Linked DNA regions of Homo sapiens: region 1 is linked to region 2. Evidence: read pairs that join two places in POLR2A ChIA-PET (ENCODE). Cell type or tissue: MCF 10A. All regions are shown on one strand. Links, peaks and the distances in the headings refer to the core of each region. The heading gives the core; the rest is flanking DNA.

Evidence for each region. Peaks named below come from ENCODE experiments on the same cell type or tissue, not always from the same donor. Only the 100,000 strongest peaks of a DNase experiment are listed, where the experiment ranks them.
Region 1: POLR2A ChIA-PET joins it to region 2 with 5 read pairs; 2 of 35 experiments call an interaction of 5 or more read pairs at or near these places.

The regions. Positions count from the first base shown.
Region 1 is chr9:38,497,268-38,502,647 of GRCh38, reverse strand. It overlaps LOC105376042 (a long non-coding RNA gene), which reads right to left and starts at 2,997. Exons shown (of 2, transcript XR_929607.3): 1 at 567-2,997. In MCF 10A, for the core only: no CTCF peak of the experiment used is centred there; a DNase peak (open chromatin) is centred at 2,297.
Region 2 is chr9:38,426,313-38,431,692 of GRCh38, reverse strand. It overlaps LOC105376041 (a long non-coding RNA gene), which reads right to left. Exons shown (of 8, transcript XR_007061487.1): 2 at 4,930-5,043. Among named protein-coding and RNA genes, the nearest start is that of IGFBPL1, 4.5 kb to the right of the region's middle. RefSeq lists an enhancer at 1,915-5,380. In MCF 10A, for the core only: no CTCF peak of the experiment used is centred there; no DNase peak of the experiment used is centred there.

The DNA.
Region 1 (5,380 bases), core at 120-5,119, 71 kb before region 2:
CCAACTTGAATTAACTTGGGTAAAAGATGACTTTGTTGACTCACAAAAGTCAGAGGAAGAACACAGAGCAGCTATAATGTAGGAGGGTGACAAAATAATTTTGGTTAAAACTAGAGCTAGATAACGGCTGTTGTTATTTCCCAGCTTTACTTCATTTTTTTAATGATACAATATTCTAAATTCCCAGGAAGAAGTTCCAGTTGGCCCCCGATGGAGAAGTGCTCATGTGCGGTCCATCTAGTTGTAGACAGGGAATAAATTCATGTAAGAATCTATTACACCAGCAGGAACCATTTTGGTCAGGTGGAAAATTACCAGATGGGGCTTACCATCTCACAGAGAAAGAGTCTTGGGGTGATGTTCAGGTGATATACAGGCAATGTCTAATTTAGAACTTAGTAGAAAAATTGGCCAGGCACAGTGGCTCACGCCTGTAATCCCAGCACTTTGGGAGACTGAAGCTGGTGTATTACTTGAGGTCAGGAGTTCAACACCAGCCTGGCCAACATGGTGAAACCCTGTGTCTACTAAAAATACAGAAATTAGCCAGGCATGATTACAGGTACCTGTAATCCCAGCTACTTGGGAGGCTGAGCTGGAGGAATCACTTGAACCCGGGAGGCAGAGGTTGCAGTGAGCCGAGATCACGCCACTGCACTCCAGCTTGAGAGACTCCATCTGAAAAAGAAAAATCAGAGGCTAACCCATATGACAACTTTGTCTTATTGGAGCTATTGATGAATGTCTGAGTTTTGACACACTTAAGCAATGATGGAGATCTTGTTGCACTAACAGTGTAAGTTGAAGGCCCTATGACATACTTTGAAGGGAATAGTTCCTTTCTCCAGTTCAGACCATTTTACTTGAGTCAGTCAAGTGCATACACAAGGGGTTTTACAGAAATAAAAATAATTTCATTTATGTACTCACAATATACTTATTAAGTTGTTGACATACTTGAGGCCTGCTCTAGGAACTGGTGATACAATGATGAACAAGATAGGTTATGTCCTTTTCCACATGAAGAACATATTTTAGTTGGTGAAACAGACAATAAAAAAGGAAAACCTATGTGTGTTGTAGAGATTGTGACAACTTTTACATGAAAACAAAAATATAGAAACTGTAAAAGAAAAGGGAAAGGATTTCGCTATAAAACATTAGATACCTTTGAGGGACTAAAACAACCCAAATCGACTAAGAAAATTTATTCACAGTTCATATGTATGATAAAAAAAGCTCTTCCAAGCTGATGAAAAGTCAAAAATCCATTTGAAAAACTGCAAATTATGTGACTAGCACCCAAATATACAGATACATAAAGCAAATATTGACAGATCCAAAGGGAGAAATTGAGTGCAATACCATAATAGTAGGAGACTTCAATTCTCCACTTGTAATAATAGAATATCCAGGCAGAAGAGCAATACAGAAACAGCTGACTTGATCGATGCTATATTCTGAATGGATCCAACAGACACATACAGAACTTCCCACATAATAGCAGAATACACATTCTTCCCAAATGCCCACAAAACTTTCCTAGGATCACATTAGGTCACAAATCAAATCTTAACTAATTTTAAAAAGTTGCAAATCAGCCGGGCGCGGTGGCTTATGCCTGTAATCCCAGCACTTTGGGAGGCTGAGGCAGGTGGATCACAAGGTCAGGAGTTTGAGTCCAGCCTGGCCAATATGGTGAAACCCCGTCTCTACTAAGAAAATGCAAAAATTAGCTGGGCATGGTGGCATGTGCCTGTAGTCCCAGCTCCTCAGGAGGCGGAGGCAGGAGAATCGCTTGAACCTGGGAGGCAGAGGTTGCAGTGAGCCAACATTGTGCCAGTGCACTCCAGCCTGGACAACAGAGTAAGACTCCGTCTCAAAAAAAAAAAAAAAAAGGTTGAAAATCATACCGAGTATCTTTTCCTACCACAATGGAAGAAAATTAGAAACCAATAATGGTAAGAAAACAGGAAAATTCACAAATAGATGGAAACTAAATAATACACTCTTGAGCTACCAGTGGGTCAAAGAGAAAATGAAAAGGAAACTTAAAAAATATCTCAAGATAAACAAAACTGTTTAAATGAATGATGTTGAATCTCAGCTGCTTGCCTGACACTGGAACTAAACTTAATAGGTAGTGTATGAAGCAGACTTCACTGCCTGCCCACTTATCTAAGTGACTGAGTGACTAACTTTATCACCAATCATTTCTGACCTGATGGTCAGGATGACAGGCCGCTGGGTTGTGTAACCCATCCAGTCAGAGAAGTCAGGGGGTGTTGTCAGAGCAAGTTGCTGCCTGTGCTGCTGCTTCATGCCTGGGCTCCTCTGCATTCCAGATCCATGCCCGTCCGCTCGCTTGAGCACACTTACAGATGCTAGGATCAGGTAACCAGCAAATAAATATTGTGAGATGCCTCCAGCCCCTTCCTAACCTAAGAACCATCAGTGACCTGCAGAGAGTCCATGAGCCACTGAGTTTGTGGGTGTGCGCATGTTGCTGTGGTGAGAGCTTATGGTTTCCATCAGATTCTTGATGTCATTGCTAACTTAAATGTCCCAAAATTGTCAAAAAAAACACTACTTAAAAGAGACTCCCCCGCAAAAAATGCTCATGAATATCATAATCTATTCAAAATCCATTTCACAGCCACTGCACTGTATTCTGCTGCTCTCTGGGGTCAAATGAGGGGGAGAAAGAGCAGGACTCTGAGTTCACCCCCGAGCTCCACTTGGAGCTCTGTTGTTCGGGGCGGCCTCTGATTCTTGTTATTCCCACTCAGTGTCCAGAAGGGGAGGTGTGGGCTGAAGTCTTTCAGAGAAAACCCAGGAGAGCCTGACAGCCTGTCTTGCTGACGGCCTCCTTATTCCAGCTGACTGTGACTTCTCCCTTCATGACAGATACTCTTCATTCTCAAGTCAGGGAAAAGGACCCTGATAGGACACCATCCTGTCGGAGCTAACAGACGTGCACCTTTGAGAGTGATCGTTGAGAAGGTAATTTAGATAGATTTCTGTCTCTGAAAACGTCCGTTCATTTGTGTTGTAGAATTACACTCGTGTGTGTTTGTGCTCTGCATAGCAGTGTGTGCATCCTATAGTCTTTTCACAGAAGTGTATGTGTCTGTAAAAACATAGAGTGTAATTTCTGAGCACATAGACACTGAGTAAACTCAGTGTATGATTTAATAACACTTAATCTTTACTAAATGAAACTTGTTACTCATTTTTAAATGTAATACTTTTTGTAAGAAGCAAGTATGAATATGAGAATCAACTTGACCTGTTTCACTGGATAGCACCAACTCAGGATGCTCACACAGGAGCCGTAGAAGGCATCCTTTACCTCTTTCTTCTCCTAACCCCCCAAAACAAAAACTGATTCTTTTCCATTTTTGCCTCTTAGGTACCTAACATTTTTCCTTCCTTCTCTTTATCCCTGAGGCCATCATCTTATTCCAGCAACCTCAGGACTTATTTCAGAAGCCCCTTAACTGCTTCTAATCTGAATTCTTTCAGTCCACTGTTTGCACAACCCCCACAGTGATTCTAAAAGGCTCAATACCTGTGACTACCACTCTGCTGATGACAGTATCATACCAAGCTACTTGCACTCAAAAACAGCTATCAAAATTGACAACATGTGACACAACTCTTTTCAAGCATTGCACACAGCAGGCGTTTGGGGACAGTGATCCTTGAGGGAAGAGAAATGCATGATTTCGGTCCCTCTATCCTCTGTCTCTTTGCTTTATGGACACTTTCCTGCTGTGGCACAATGAGATTAAGTTCAAATGGAGCAATGGTCTTGCTGAGCTGCTGAAGGAATTTGAATCTGGGTCAGGATTAAGAAATGGAATCTCTAGTATGTGGGAAGGAGAGGTGTGGCAAAAGCTTGTTTGGAATTTGTGCTGTTTTTACTCACAACACTTTGGACACCAAATGTGTGGGGGGTTTTCTCACACCAACCAATTATCCAACTCTCCAGACACCAAACACCTGTCCAGTGACTCAGTTCACTTCTGACACTAAGCTCCCAGAGTCAGCATCAGACTCTACAGGAAACGAACTCAGTCCCACAAGTGCCCCCTCACTTCAGATGCCAGTTGCAAGTACTGAGTCCCCAGGTAACCCACCTTTCTGTCCAGCGTGGCTACAAAGTCAGGCGATTCCCAAAGCACTGCACCCTTTCAGGTGTGATAACTTGCTGGAATGGCTCACAGAACTCAGGAAAACACTTTACTTAAGGCTTAATGGTTTATTCTAAAAGATACAACTCAGGAACAGCCAGATGGAAGAGATGCATAGGGCAAGGTATGGGGGGTTCTGTGGAGCTTCCATGCCTCCCCAGGCATGCCACCCTCTCAGCAGCTCAGGGTGTCTGTTTGTCACCCCAGAAGCTCTCTGAATATCATTGTTTGAGCATTTATAGAGGGTTCAATCTTTAGCACCCCTCATCCCTTCCCTGGAGGTTGGATATTAGGGCAGAAAGCTCCAACTCTCTAATAATTTGGTGTTTCTGCGAACTAGTCCCATGCTGAGGCTGTCTTGGGGTTCACCCTAAGTCACCTCATTACCATAAGTTCAGGTGTGATGAAAAGGGGCTTGTTATGAATGACATAAGACACTCTTGTCACTCAGGATATTCTAAGAGTTTAGGAGCACTGTGTCAAGAACTGGGGACAAAGAGCAGATATATTTTTTCATATTATACCACAGATTTCAACATGTAATAGTGAGCAAGAGCAAGTCTAATTACACAGGCTGAGGCTTCCTGAGCCTAGCAGAGGTCATCTGCTTGGGCTGAGAGGTATGTGAGCACTTCTGGCTACTAAGAGAGGAGAGACCTTAAGGAACACCTTGGCATTTCAATGAAACTACAGAAGAGTGAACACTACATCTTAGCAAAAGGACCATGCCCTAAGATTAAGCTCAATGCCATCATAAACCCAGCCTATCAAAGTATGAACAAAGCCACACAAAAAGGGTTTCCAGTAACTCAACTGACTGCCTAAACAAAACTCAAGGTCCTAGAGATGAATAAAAACATAATCCAGAAACCACATAACATCGCATCCTCATTGTCCAGCATCCGGTCATGAACCAGTAGACCTGGGAACCCGGACAATGGAATCCAAAATCCCGGGAGGAAGTACCCGTAAAAATACCTGAGAGGATATAGATCTTGGAATTAGCAGACAGATTTTGAAGGAGCTATTTTGAGTTTACGGACTTAAATATTATTATAAGGAGTGAGCAGATGGGAAATTTCAGTAAGCTAAAAATTTTTTTTAAAAAAAGGAAATCCTTGGCTGGGAGTGGTGGCTCACGCCTGTAATCCCAGCACTTTGGGAGGCCAAGGCGGGCGGATCAC
Region 2 (5,380 bases), core at 236-5,235:
TCAGTTTCCAAGAACCTATCCACGGTGTTAAAGAAGGACTTGCTGTGTAATTTTTTGTTGATCTGGATCAGAAAGCAATCAAGTGCTCTTAGCACAATAATGGTACATTATTATTTTGAAAGGAAAAAGGCCAAAGACATGAAAAAGGGGGCAGGTGCTTTCCTCCTATGAGACTAGGCTGTGCTGCCTTCTAAGAAAGTGAATTCTCCCATTGGCAAGATGAATTCTCTTTCAATTATTTGTGAGGAAACTGGCAGCAGATATTTTACCCTCCTGGTCAGAAAGGAAGTTCCAGGGCCTTCCACTTTGTGTCACAGAGCTGATGCTGGGATTTTGCTGGTTGCCAAGTGCATCTATTCTATTTAGGAAGTGGGGAAGTAACCACAGGATGTGTGCTCTGTGATCTGAACTTGGGCCCTGAGTGCTGTATTCCCCGACTTTGACTGTGGGCTATGGTGGTTCACTCTCGTAAACGGTCAGAGGTCCCTCTGGGGAGGGCTTACAGGATGGTTTATAGGATACATTTGTAAAGAGTCCTTCTTTAAGGGGACCCAGCCGTCCTTTCAAAGAAGAGGCTCTGGGTTAATACTAGGTCTGAAAATGGACAAGAAATTCTGGCTGTCCACTGTGGTGATTGAAATCAGCTTCTAGACACCAGATATGGAGTTTTCCCTGTTACATAAAGCACACAGCATTTTAGTAAGATGCCCATCTCTTTCAGTCCTAGGGACACTGTGACAACTAGCCAATGACAAGATTCCTGTGAGTCAAGACACAGTGATGTCCACCATTTTACTCCATTTTACTGCCCATTACAGTGTATGTGCCCTGCTCTGCCCTTGGCAGTTGGATGCTACCACTTGGCCTCTGCTATTCTGGGATCCCATGATTCCCAGTGGATTAAGGAGCCCATCACAGTGGTGTCATCTCTTATCTTCATATGTGGCCAATAGAGGAGAGCCACCACCAAGTCTTCAAGGATAGTAGTGGTCCCCTCGCTAATGAATTTCCCAATGTCATAGTGAAGGGAATGTCCTCTGGGCCCCCTTGGAGAATGTAGTGGTTGGTTGGGTGGGTGAGTGTGCGAGTTGTCTATAACAAATCTATTCCAACATCTCCCTAAGCCTTCTTATCCCATCCCCTACAACACACCAAGGATGTTCTGGCACCTCAATGTCTTTAAATATAGGTCACCATTGAGTCCCAGTTCCACTCAAACAGCTAAGTAAACTATAGAGCCCCTTCCCCCTGCACAAATCAACACATTGAATCCAGAATCTCTGATCAGTGTACCTGTATCAATAAATTTGACTTGATGCTAAGTTCTATTCTGCCTTCCTTGGTCTAACACCCTAAGAATCTATTCATGCACATATTCTCCAGGTTTCTACAATGTAATGTATCAAAATCTTGCCATTTTTTTGGTGTAGAAGCTAAATCTTCCCAGGGTAAACCTTGTATGTGCCCTACTCAAGTACATAGAGTTCTGATGTCAGTTGAAAGTCTAGTGGCCACAAGCCCTAGGTTTTGAGGAGAAAAGGTATCTCTTGCAAGGCAACTGCCTTGGGTGATCTTAACACAGGGTCCTTAAGCAAGGGAAAGAGAGTCTTCTCAGACATGACAGGCAAGCTGCTTCCATTGGCAAAGGAAGCTCAGAATGACTCAAGGGTTCAGGATTCTCAGCTTCATCTGAGTCCACCCAGATTTCTCCATTCCAAGTCTCAGGTTCTCATTCCCTAACTTTCACATAAGAGACTGGAAAGCCTGTGAATTCAACTTATAATTATGCAACACACACAATTACATTTTTTGTGTCATTTTCAGCAATACTGACCCTGTAGCTGCAAGAAATGTATTCTTATTTATCATTTAAATAAATAATTTGTATGATTATTGAAGCATATTTATAGTTAAGCTTTCTAGTTCTCTGATTGTGACCCATCTTTGACAGTTGTTTCCTGGGACCACTCCTGGTTCTATTAGCTAGATCACTCAGGCCTACCTAGTCAGATGACAAATAGAATTCATTTCTCTTTTTTTCTTTTTCAGGCATGCAACAGCTCTGTTCCCCAGGCTGGAGTGCAGTGGCTTGATCACAGCTCACTGCAGTCTTGAACTTCAAGGCTCAAGTGATCCCCCTACCTCAGCCTCCTGGGTAGCTGGAGGCATGTACCACCATGCCCAGCAAACTTTACATGTTTTTGCTAGTAGAAAAGAGGTCTCACTATGTTGCCCAGGCTGTTGAAGTCCTGACACAATCCTCCCCACAAACCTTGGGAGGTACAGGGATTACAGGCATGAGCCACTGTGCCAAGCCTACAAATGGAATGTAATATAAAGAATTATTGGGCCAGGCATGGTGGCTCACGCCTCTAATCCCAGCACTTTGGGAGGCCGAGGCACGTGGATCACCTGAGGTCAGGAGTTCGAGACCAGCCTGACCAACATGGCGAAACCCTGTCTCTACTAAAAATACAAAAATTAGCTGGGCGTGACAGCATGCACCTGTAGTCCCAGCTACTCGAGAGGCTGAGGCAGGAGAATCGCTTGAACTCAGGAGGTGGAGGTCGCAGTGAGCCAAGATAATGCCACTGCACTCCATCCTGGGTGACAGAGTGAGACTCCGTCTCAAAAAATAATAATTAAAAAAAAAAAAAGAATTATTGGCTGGGCACAGTGGCTCATGCCTGTAATCTGAGCACTTTGGGAGGCTGAGGTGGGCGGATCACTTGAGTTCAGGAGTTCAAGACTGGGATCGACAACATGGCAAAACCCTGTCTCTACAAAAAAAATACAAAAATTTAGCCAGGCATAGTGGCAAATGCCTGTAGTCCCAGCTACTCAGGAGGCTGAGGCAGGAGGATGGTTTGAGCACAAGAGGCAGAAGTTGCAGTAAACCAATATCGTGCTACTGCATTCCAGCCTGGGCGACAGAGCCAGACCCTGTCTCAAAAAAAAGAAGAAGAAGAGGAATTATTAACTAGGCAACTTGGAGGTAGCAACTGTGAAGCAGCTACCACCATGAGGGCTAGGAGAACAATGGAAATGGCTGGAATGACTAAAACTTAGATGCGTATAAGAGGGGTCCTTGGAGCTCAAACTGAGACCTCTGCAGGGTGTGCCACTAGGCTGATGCTAGTGTCACTGAGCTTGGAGAAAGAACCCCAGGGGGGCTGGGGCAGTTCATTCTGGGTGGGCCTGAACTCTAAAATCTTATCAGCACTGTGTGAGCCCCAAATCTCTGCTCAGCTCTCACCTCCCAGCAGCCTCCCTCAAGTCTTGCCCTGTACTTGTGCAGTACAGGGTCAGCCAAAGGTCTAAGACTTGTGGGATTCCCTCTCTGTGGTTCCTCATTTTCTGTCCTAGATCCCCAAATCTCTGCCTTACTCCTGAATTCTGATGTCTACCTCTTCTGTCCAGTGAGACCACTTGGCCTCCACCTCCCTGCAGAGTGGCCTGGAAAGTGTCCCCAGGGAGAATGCTTGGGTAGATGTGGGGCTCACATTGTGTACCCCCTGACGCTCTCAAGGATCACAGCCCTGTATTAGAACACTGTCCAGTGCCTGTCCATAGCTGTTTTCTTTAATTTGTCCAAGTTATATAGTGGTTTACAGCAGAACAGCAAATCCTCTACCATTCTTTTTCGTCTGCTCAGTATCTGAATTCCCATCTTTGCAGAGTTCTACATCTTGCTACATCCCCTTGCATGCAATATTGAAGTGAAATCTGTCTCCCTAAAAATCCCATCTGTCATTTATGGAACTTCCCTCTAGAAATTCACCTTGCCTTCTGCTCTGTAATCGCCCACCAGAGGTCTGGAGAAAGGGCTTTCACCTTCCTTTAGCTTGGAGAAGACTATCTATGATTGCCCTGACTATTAAAGCTTGAGGTTCAAATCCATGGCCTATTTATGGAGTGGCCTTTGCTCAACTGAGCTTCTATTCTCTTCCTCTGTGCTGGAAGCTCCCCAAGGACAGAGAATATCTGCCATTTATCTCTACGTTCAAGGGAGGAATTAATGGATGGGACATTCATACCCACTTCAGCAGCTGCCGGGTGGGCACACATCTGCTCTGAATGGGGGATTGGCTAGTCTTCCCTGTGTTGTGTTTGTTTTCAGGCTGGAGGCTGAAGAGGAAGAAAATCACACCCATTCTTGTTGCCTAATTACTTACCCAGGTGCATGGGATCTCTCCACCTGCCAGACAACAGAGGCACCTCAACCCCCCTTCCCGACTGGGAGAATTTGTCCCTACTTTCTCCTATCATCTTAGGGGGCCCACAGGTGTGGCCCACAGTGTTAACTGGTACTCTGGGAACCAGAGAGATGAAAGAGCACAAATGCCTCTGCTGGGCTATGGGCTTGCAGGCAATTTTAAAAGGAAATAGACATGACTGATCACCTTCAAAGCTTGGGAATGTTTTCTCCACCCAGATACAGGGGCTTTGATGCCACAGGCTCAGTGTTGGAAAATGAGTCTTCTGATTTAATTCTCAAAGAGTCGTTATGCATACATAGTACTCTCCCTACCATTTAAAAGGAATGTAGATCATATGTAAATGCGCCTCTGTGAGATTGTGTATCCTAACCTGCATTAAGCACACATTAATTTCATTATGACACCGTTCACTTACTCCTCCTTTAATGTCTGCATAAAAAGCAGGCAAATCATTTCTGTACACATTTATTTCTCAATCATGACCATGTTTTGTCCAGTCCAGGTCTCAGGGTCGGGCACTGTACTACAGGAATGGTGGCTCAGTTTGAGGTAATCAAACGTCAACTCCCCTGACCCCTACTTCTGACCCCCTCCATGCTCCTTGCCAAGACTCATTCTTAAACTCCTTCTTTGACAAGGACCTCACTATCTCTGGAGCAGCCTGATCTCTCTTTGGACAACTATGAACCATTAGAAAGTCTGAACTTACCAGCAAAGTTGTCCCTGAAAAGCAGCATGGAGTTCGCTTATCTCTTTTGTTTGCAAATCCTGCTTTGTTCATTTAACATTATAAGTGTTTCCTTCTCATAGTGAGACCCCATCTCTGAAAAAAAAAAATTGTTTAAATTAGCCAGGCGTGGTGGTGCTCACCTATAGTCCTAGATACTCAGGAGGCTGAGTGGGGGAGGACGGCTTGAGGCTCAGGAGTTTGAGGCTGCAGTGAGCTATGATCATGACATTGCACTCCAACCTGGGCAGCAGAATGAGGTACCATCTCTTTTTTTTTTTTTTTTTAAAAAAAGGGTTTCCTTCACATCATTAAAAACAATCTTAAATTTTTGCATGTTTACACATTCACATATTTACAAATATGCCATTACATTAGATGTGCACTTTTTAACCGCTATTTTACTAAACAATGTATTATAAACATGTTTTCA